2 separate regions of the Mus musculus genome follow, and region 2 is linked to region 1. The links are chromatin loops, found by intact Hi-C in ENCODE. Cell type or tissue: left cerebral cortex. All regions are shown on one strand. Links, peaks and the distances in the headings refer to the core of each region. The heading gives the core; the rest is flanking DNA.

Region 1 (4,383 bases), core at 271-4,270:
GGCACACTGAGCCCTTCAAGCAGATGTCTTTATATGGAGCTACAGCAAAGAGAGCAGGTTTGCATTCAGCAGTGGAATTGAATTCTCATTTAAAACTCAGGAGGCTGCAATGCCCTTCCATTCTCTACCCTGCCTTTGTGATACTTGAGCTCTTACATGAATAAAGAGCCCTGACCACCCCCAAATGCAGAGCTACCTTGCATCCGGGCAGGTTGAGCTTAGGTCTTCATTTACATCTTGCCCCACACACAGCCAACCACTGTGCTCTGCTGCCTGCATCTCAGTGAGGGAATTGGACTCTGAGCTCCCATATAAGCATCGGCTTTGAGTCCATGGCTCAAACTCTTCAGTGTTCACCCAGAGCAGGCTGCCTGCTGGGACAGGACCTGAGAATCTGGGTCCTGCCTCCCAGCTTTGCATTGGTATGTGCTCTTCCATCCCAGGGCCTGCGGAAGGAGGTCTTACAGGCAGACCTCTTGCTGTGGGGAAGATGGGCTCAGAGGCAGGTTTCAAGAGTAGTTTCCCAGCTCCTGCTGCCCATGTATCTTCTCCGCTTGACTCTGGCCTTGTCCCTAGGCTCCAGGAGGCCACCTCCTGCCTTTGGTTGGGCAAGATGCTGGCTGGGTGGTGGCAGGTGGAGGATTCTGAAATGAAGCATGAAGCACTGTCACTGTAGCTGTTACACATGTCACACTCATAGGACACAGAGTGCCAGACCATAAGCTGCAGGCATCATTCCATGTCTTCAGAACACACACAGCTTGACAATGGGACATAGCGACAGCTGTCAGGATGTCCTGGGAGTCTGGCTTTGGCTGAAGCTTGGCATTTGCAGAGATCATGGTTGGGAGCACTTGTTGAATGGTGCCAGTGGAGCACATGACAAATGTTACACACAGCACTTCTTCATCTTAACACGAGTGCTAGGAAAATCCTGGGATTGCACACCTGGGTACTTGTCTGGAAAATGCAGTGATCTCTCTGCTCATTCTCGAGCCAGAAAAGCCTCTGAATTGCTTTTTTTTTTCTTCCTTATTTTGTTCTTGTCTTTAAAAATAATGTTTTTATTCCATTTATTTATTTAGTATATGGATATGTATGCACACATGTGCTATGATGCAATATGGTGGCCAGAGTGTGGTCTGTGGATGTCAGTTATTTCTTTCTACATGTAGGTTCCACCATGTGGGTGCCAGTACCAAACTCAGGTAGGCAGGCTTGGTCACAGGTTCCTCTCTATCCCCTGATCCATGTCTCTGACCCTGGTTTTGGTTTTTGAGATAGTGTCTTAGGCTAATCTTGAACTTGCTAAGTATCCAGGAATGACTTTGAACTCCTGATTTTTCTGCTCTGCCTCCCCAGTGATGAGATTATAGGTGTCCACCACTATGTCTGCCCAGTTCATGGGGTCTCACTTTCGTGCATGCTCAGCAAGCATTCTGCCAACTGAAATACAGCCCCATTAGGGAAACAGTTTTCACATAGTTCTTCCCTTAAGTGTGGGATCTCAGTTTGGGTAGAGTTGTGGTTGGTTCACTCAGTTCTGTCTATAAGTGAGGAATCTCATGCCAAGTGGAGTTGTGTTCAGGTAGACTCATCAGGCTGGTATTTCATAGGCCAAAGTATGCTTGTACTGGAGGGATGCTAGAGTGAACCAGAGGAGGCCTGTGACCTGCTCTTAGTGTGGATCTGTCTATCCTCAGAGGCTCTGGCTTCCTATGGCCTATGCAAACTGGGGTGTGGGACTTAGGAATGTTTATTCTGTAACTTGTCATTAGAGGTAGTAGTCTGGTAGCAGCCAGGTGACCTGTGTTTGTGGACTGTACACCTGGTACGTGTTCTAGGGCACCCTATTGGATTGGGGCCAGACCTGTTGCGTATTTGCTGGTTTGATGCTGTTGATGGGAACACAGCCTAGGGCAGGAAACAGGTGCCTTTTTAGAGAACCCACAGCCCACTAGTTTGAAGATAGTTCTTGTTCGGATGGTTCTGAGGTTTCTTAGTTGCTTGCTGGATACACCATTCAGGATATCAATGCTGTATAGTAGCTACAGTCTAGCCTGTACCTTGGTAGCTTCTCTACTCTTCCTCATCTGCCTGTGGCTCTTTATGGCCTCTGCCTGATGGTGTGGGACGAGAGGCCCTTGGAGGGACCAGTGACCCAATGTCAGCCAAGTATGCCTGTGTCTTGCTGGGCTGCGTGGCTGCTCCTGAAGCGTGGTGGGCTCTGCTCTTGGTAACCTCCATCCATCTGGCCTGCCACCTGTGCCAGGCAGCTGGCCCGAAGTCTCTGTGGGCTGTTCAGTCCCATGCTGTCACATTTCCTTTCTGCCAGGGGCCGCCATTTTGGAGCATAGCACAGGCACATGTGGCAGGAAGCCCCAGCTGGAGGCTCTCTTACAGACCTGTCTGTAGTACTTTGGCAAGGCCTGCTGGAAGGCTTGCTCCGCCCACCACCTTTGCCCTGCCTCCCAGCTGGATCTGGAACTGCTCCTGGCGTGGAGGCTGCCTGGTGGAGGCTGCCAGGTAGAGCGCAGGCAGCCGTCACTTGGGAGAGGAAACATTTAACTTTTGAGGCAGCAACACAATACCATCTCCTCTGTGGAGGCGGCCGAGGTAGAAGATTAGCAATTAATTCTTTATTACGCGCAAACTCCTCTTCAGTTCTGTGGACCCAAACAGTCCTCCCGCCTCGAGGAGGGCGGCTCCACTCAGTCCATTCCCCAGTGCACCGCTGCTCGGCTGCTCTTGAGCTGATAGGAATTGCTTACGAGTCTTCATGGAAGACATTCAGATCCGCAGTTCTCTGGCTTCCTACTTGCTCCCCCGCCTTTCCCCCTCTTCTCTGGTATAGTTTATTGTGCTTCGGTCTCAGGAGCATCTTGCTGTTTATTGGGATTGCAATTATAGAATACAGGTATCAGCTGCCTTTTAGGCTAGACAAGTTGTAGCACGCTGATTTTCATTTTCTTTAAATTATAGCTTTTTTTTTTTTTATTGAGGAGAGTGCTGTTATTGGTCTTGCCTTTAGTTTGGACCGTTTTATTGTTTACTGTAGCTTGGATGAACTGTTGGAGGCATGTTGGTAGGTGTTGCTTCTCAGTTATCTGCAAATTATGAAGTGTGATGGTTTGGCGTTGAAGGCACTGTGGGCTATAGGTCATTGTTGTAGTCTTAAAAAAAAAAAAAAAAAACCAAACCAACAGCCACCATGACAGTATGAGTAACTGAACCCAGCGATGCTATGTCCAATAAAACTTTACTTTTGGCCTGAGCATGTAGCTCAGTGGTAGAGCCCCTGCCTAGAATCCCCCAATGAAGGGCTGTGGTGTAGCTCAGTAGTAGAGCCCCTGCCTAGAGTCCCCCAATGAGGGGCTGGGGTGTGGCTCAGTGGTAGAGTGCTTGCTTAGCATGTGTGAGGCCCTGGGTTCCTTCTATGGTAGCATAAACAAGCAAAACAATTTGGTTTTCAAAACCACTATCAGTCACTTGGTTTAAAGGCAGCATAGAACCTGTCTCTTCCTTCTTAGTAGCTTAGCTTACTTCCTGATAACTTTCTGCTCTGGTATACCAGGAAGTTTTCTCTTGTCTTGGTCTGCAAGAATCTACCAGCATCTTGTGCCCTTATTTGACAGTGTTGGGCATGTGTTGGGCATGAGCCTAGTACAGGGTGGGGTGGTGTTTCCAAGCTTCAGGTAGTACCTCTCTTGGTTAGAATCTTGACCTTGGTCAAATTGTGCCTCACATAGTAACCTGGAGGTATCTGAAGGACATAGGACTCCCTTGAGGAGATTTTAAGGGACCTAGTCCCTATAAAGTAGCTTCAGGGTTTAGAAACATGGTCACAGAGTCCAATGCCATGGTATGAGCTGAGGGTACAAATAGCAAGGGGACCTGCCTGCCACAGATTAGGACAGCCTCCCTGTCAGGGTTGGGCTCTCAGAAATGGCTTTATGAAACTCATCCTTATAGATTGGGTAGCTGGTGCTAGGGGCTGCACAGGGACCTACAGGTCTGAGTGCATAGTCAGCTCTGGGTAACATGCTCTGGCTTTCTTGGGTATGGTGTGAGCTTTATTCTTCTTATCATAGCCCCCACCCCCACCCTAGCCTCCTTCAGCCCTGAGGCTGGGGTTGGGGTTGAGACTACTTGTCTCCCCACCCTGGCCGGGCTTTGGGCTCCTTCCCTAGTGCCAGGTGAGCCCCACATCAGTCTGTAAGTAAGACCTGCTTTTGTTTCCATCAGCAAACATGAACCCTTGTTTATGGCCTTTCCACTTACTGACAACCCTTGCCAAATTAATTTTATTTAATTATCTCCCAGGGCTAAGCTTGAATACATTTTGTGTTAAATTCACAGTTTTTTCCTTTTCTAACCGAAATG
Region 2 (4,383 bases), core at 248-4,247, 66 kb after region 1:
AGCAAGAAGTTGAAGCACATTGGCAGCCCTCCTTGCTCTGCGTTGCTGATGGGGAAAGTGGTTAGTTAATTAGGTGATTTTTCTCTTCCTCTGACACGTGCAAATGAGCCTCCGTTAATAACTGAGTTATTACATAAATGATAAAAATTTAACACCAATGTCAAGTTGTCAGGAGTTCCTGGACAAGGAAGGTGAACCTGGGGAGGTTCCCCACTCCACCCCAGCTGGTTAGTTCTTTGAAATGGTAAGTGAACCTCCGGGAAGTTACTGAGAGCAGCAGGGCCAGCGGCTCTTTTGCACCTGATGGCAGGAATCTGCACTAGAATCCTGCCTGGTTCCTTCTGGTTCCTGGATGGAGTCCAGCACCCTGGACAGCATCCTTGTTGTTCTGGCTCTGGAGGAGCTGCTGATCAACAGGCCTCTTTGAGGTCTAGGCTCAGAGTTCTGAGATAGAGGGACTTGTAGGGCAGGTCTGGGGAGGGAGTGTTCTTTGCTGGGGACCAGGCTACCTGTAACTCCATAAAGCAGGACCCTGCCCCAGTGTCAGAAGCCACAAAACAGAAAGCCAACCCAGAATGTCTGAGAACTGAGGAGGCCAAAGGCGACCCAGATATGCTGCTTCCAAGCAGCGGACCTTCCTCATTTAGCCTCAGAACTGTTAGGCTTAGGTGATGGCTTTACTGTGGAGGCAGGTGGCTCCTGCTGGGGAGCACTATTCTCTACATGCAGGCTTGGTTTCAGGCTGACCCCAAACTCCTGATCCTCCTGACTCTACCTGCAACATGCTGGCATTTGAGGCATGTGCTGCTATGCCTGGTTTATGTGGCGCTAGAGATGGAATCCAGGGCTTTGTGCATACTAGGCAGGCACTTGACCAGCTAAGCTACAAGCCCCTGCCCCATGTGACACACTTTTAATCTCTGTGGGAAGCTGCAGTCTAAAAGGCGATGTTCTCCTCTTGGACATTGAGAGTTCAGTGAGCTAGTTAGAGAGGACTTGTTCTCTGCTCAGAAAAGCTTTGTCCTCCTGCTGCCTTGACTGGAAGGCAGTAGGGTTACTAAATCTAGCTCAGTTGGCCAGTGCACATCACCTCTGCAGTAAGGGGGCGGGGGGGGGGGGGAGCAACTGCCTATCACTCTAAGTGTCCATCAGGTCAGCACAAAGTGCTTGTGTCCATAATAGGTTGTTAGCTTTGTGTAGCTGAGAGTGAAGGCCCTCTTGGCAGGGAGCTTGCAGCCAGCTGCCAGACGAGATATGAAAATAGTTGGAGAGCTTCTATGACTGATAGGCCCCAGGTGACATTAGGGGATATGAGAACATGGTTTTCTGTGTTCTTTTAAATGCCCCCCACCCCCCGACAAAGTGTCACTTTATATCCCTTGCTGCCTGAAACTCACTGTGTGAGCCAGGGTGGCCTGGGTCTTGCAGATATCTGCTTGCCTCTGCCGGAATTACTGCTGTGATTCACCAGGCTGTCTTACCTGTGTCTGATGTATGGAGTGGTGACTCCATGGAGTGACCCTTCAAGGGAGTGGTCTTTGCATTCTAGAGACTGTTTATGGGCCTGAGGCTCTGCTGCCCTCCTGTAGCTAGGCTGGTGGGTTCTGGAGTCCAGAGAAAAGTGGGTCTGTAGGTCAGGCTTCTCCTCTCACTTTTGGGAGCTCAGCTCCTACCTGTCCTCTGGCAGATTTTTTAGGACAGTAAAATTCGTGGCTGTCTCTTCTGGAAATCTAAAATGAGATTTCATTTCTTTTTAAGTTAAAAAAAAAAGAAGCTTGAACATTTGCAGCTGGGCGATAGCAGAGATTTCAGTGTTACTTATCTCTTGCACAAAGGAGGCAGGAGAGAGGACTCTGTCAAGGCTGAATACTAACGATGTGGAGGCGGTGGAAAGCACTGAGGGATGCTCTTGCAGAACTAGGTGGGAGATGGTCAGAGCTGTGCACTGCAGCCAGGTGCATTGAATGATGGATGGAAGGAGGGGTGAGAATGACCTTGGCCTTCCGAGCTGTAGGTCCCCTGGGAGCTGCCATTGCCCTTGGGACGCTAGTTTGCAGAGCTGGTCCCATTGAGTCTCCACCACTTTTAGAAAGTCTAGGCTCAATGGCCCTGAACCTACAGTCCCTACTTCCTTTGCTATGTGCTCTCAGCCCCATCTCCTCAGTCCGTGTCATTCTCTGTCATGTTAGAAGGATGCCCTATTCTCTACATATATCCTTTGTCCTCCTGCCTGGAATTCCACATCCAGATCGTGGGTTTAGCCAATTCCTGCTTGGCTTTTAGGCCTGGTTCAGGTAGTGGGGTGCTCTAGCCCCGTTGTGTGGCTTTTCTTTCATTATTCCATCTCACCTTGGCTGCCTCCTAGAGACAGCAGGTCTATGTGTGGGGTAAGGTGTGCAGGAAGTGCCTGTTTCTCCCAGCCCTGTTCCTTACAGCCTGGTGAGGTCCTTGCTGGTTAGGTGTTCACTGGCTCATCTACTTTCCCACCACAGGAGTGGTTTCTGAGGGTTGCTTGTGTCCCTTGTGACCAGACTTGTGCTGACAGAGTCTATAGTCCTTTCTGCCCCGAAGCACCTGGGTGCCACCTGAGCTTGGGGTGTTTCCTGCTCTTCCACTATCAGTCTCTGTGAGGGAGCACTCTCTGGGTGACAGTTGGTGGCCTGCCCCTTGTATCTGTGTTACCCTTTCTTAGTCTCTCTTAGCACTCTCATGCAGTGTGTCTGGGTCAGCCCTGTGAGCATCCCAGGTTGCAGGGCGAGGGAGGAAAAGCATCATTCTTGGCTGTCCTTGCTCTTCCTCACTTGCTGTATCTGCCGTCCCCACTTCCTGCAGCTGTGCCCCCCCCCACACACACACACACCTGGGGGTGGGGGAGGAAGGAAAGGATGTCAACAATACGTTTGAATAACCTGTTTTGGATCTGACTACAAAAAGAATACAGTTTCATTTAGAACATTTGACAATGTAGAGGAAACAAACAGAAAAGATGAGAAGAAAGGTTTCCCATAATCCCTCTGCCTCCTGAAAGCCAGTCTAAATGTGTTCGCTTAGATTTGGCCTGTGTGTGTGCCTTCTGAGGTAATTGTTAGTAAAAACAATAGCATGTGTACTATTTGGGGAGTCTACCTATTTTGCTTAATCTTTCCTGACACTTCCCAAATTAAATGTTCTCACAAAACAATTTTTTAGCCTAGATAACATGTTTAGCATGGGACATACTTAGGTTCCCCTCCAACTTGTGACTGTGGATCTTTCTCATTAAGAGTGCTTTATTCAGCCATTCTCCCACTGTTAGCTATTTAATCATCTTTAGTTTCTCACCTCTATTATAAATAATACCCTGATTAATATGTGCCTCCAAATTCTTGCTTGCATAAATGCTGATTATTTCTTCAAGAAAACCTCTTAAATTAGAATTATGCCTTTAAAAGTCTTCACATTTTTAAAAGCAAACCACTTGGGAACGCTTTGCCTTGGCCAGGTGGTTTTACCAACATTATCTTCATTATAGTCAAGTAGGCCATTCCCTCACCCAGCAGAAAGGGTAAGATCACATCTGTGTGGCCTTGGGTTAGACCACAGTTCTTTAGTTCCTGCACCAGAAGCAAATCAGTATAAGAGAAAAATGGTAAATTGGGTCTCGTAGGATCTGGCTGTAACTCATTTAGTAAACAGTTATCTTAAATGTGTTAAGCCATGGGTTCCATCTCCAGCATTCCATGTGCCTAGTATGGTGGCTCACATGTAATCCAGCACTAATGAGGTGCAGACAGGAAGACCAGAAGTTTCAGGCCATTTCAACATAAGTTGAAATCAGTGTAGGTTACATGATATTCTATCTTAAAAATAAATAATTGAAGACAGAGTTGAAACAAAACAAAACAGCTCTGCCCCTCTGAACTGTTGTTATCTTGAGAGAGTGGTTACATCTAAACTTCTTGGCAGAGACAAGCCTTTCTGGTGTGAAGTTCCAGGTCATACATGTAGTCCTCTCCTCTCCAGAGGGGTCTTTTTTAGCCCCCCTGCTGGGTGAGACTTGCTGACTCCTCTGATGAGCGGAGGCAGAAAAGGAAGAGGACGATCTTTGATGAGGGAGGCTGCTAATCCTGTGCAAGCCTCTCCCTGTGGATGGTAGGTCTGTTGGCTCCTCTGTCACCCCTGAGGATGTCTGCCCAACTGATATCTCCAGTCCTGCCCTGAGAGGACCAGTATGCATTGTCTAAGACAAACAAACAAACAAACAACATCGAAAACCCAAATAGACTACAAACAGATTCAAAACTAAACCAAATCAAAAGCACAGACTGTTGGTACAGCTTTCCAGGGCCAGAGAAAGGCTGGAGATTCAGTCTTTCTATCGCATTTTTCTGGTGGTTAGAAATG

The links. A loop is a pair of places that touch in the nucleus more often than their neighbours do. Peaks named below come from ENCODE experiments on the same cell type or tissue, not always from the same donor. Only the 100,000 strongest peaks of a DNase experiment are listed, where the experiment ranks them.
Region 2: a loop joins it to region 1, with 2.1 times the contacts of the local background. A loop is called at or near these places in 3 of 42 quality-filtered maps.

Annotation. Positions count from the first base shown.
Region 1 is chr5:140,280,590-140,284,972 of GRCm38, reverse strand. All of the region lies in intron 9 of Mad1l1 (MAD1 mitotic arrest deficient 1-like 1), which reads left to right. Among named protein-coding and RNA genes, the nearest start is that of Mad1l1, 39 kb to the left of the region's middle. In left cerebral cortex, for the core only: no CTCF peak of the experiment used is centred there; a DNase peak (open chromatin) is centred at 2,382.
Region 2 is chr5:140,214,081-140,218,463 of GRCm38, reverse strand. The region is part of intron 10 of Mad1l1 (MAD1 mitotic arrest deficient 1-like 1); the gene reads left to right. It overlaps Gm16120 (a long non-coding RNA gene), which reads right to left. Exons shown (of 3, transcript XR_003955821.1): 3 at 1,239-4,383. Among named protein-coding and RNA genes, the nearest start is that of Gm16120, 8.3 kb to the right of the region's middle. In left cerebral cortex, for the core only: no CTCF peak of the experiment used is centred there; a DNase peak (open chromatin) is centred at 1,857.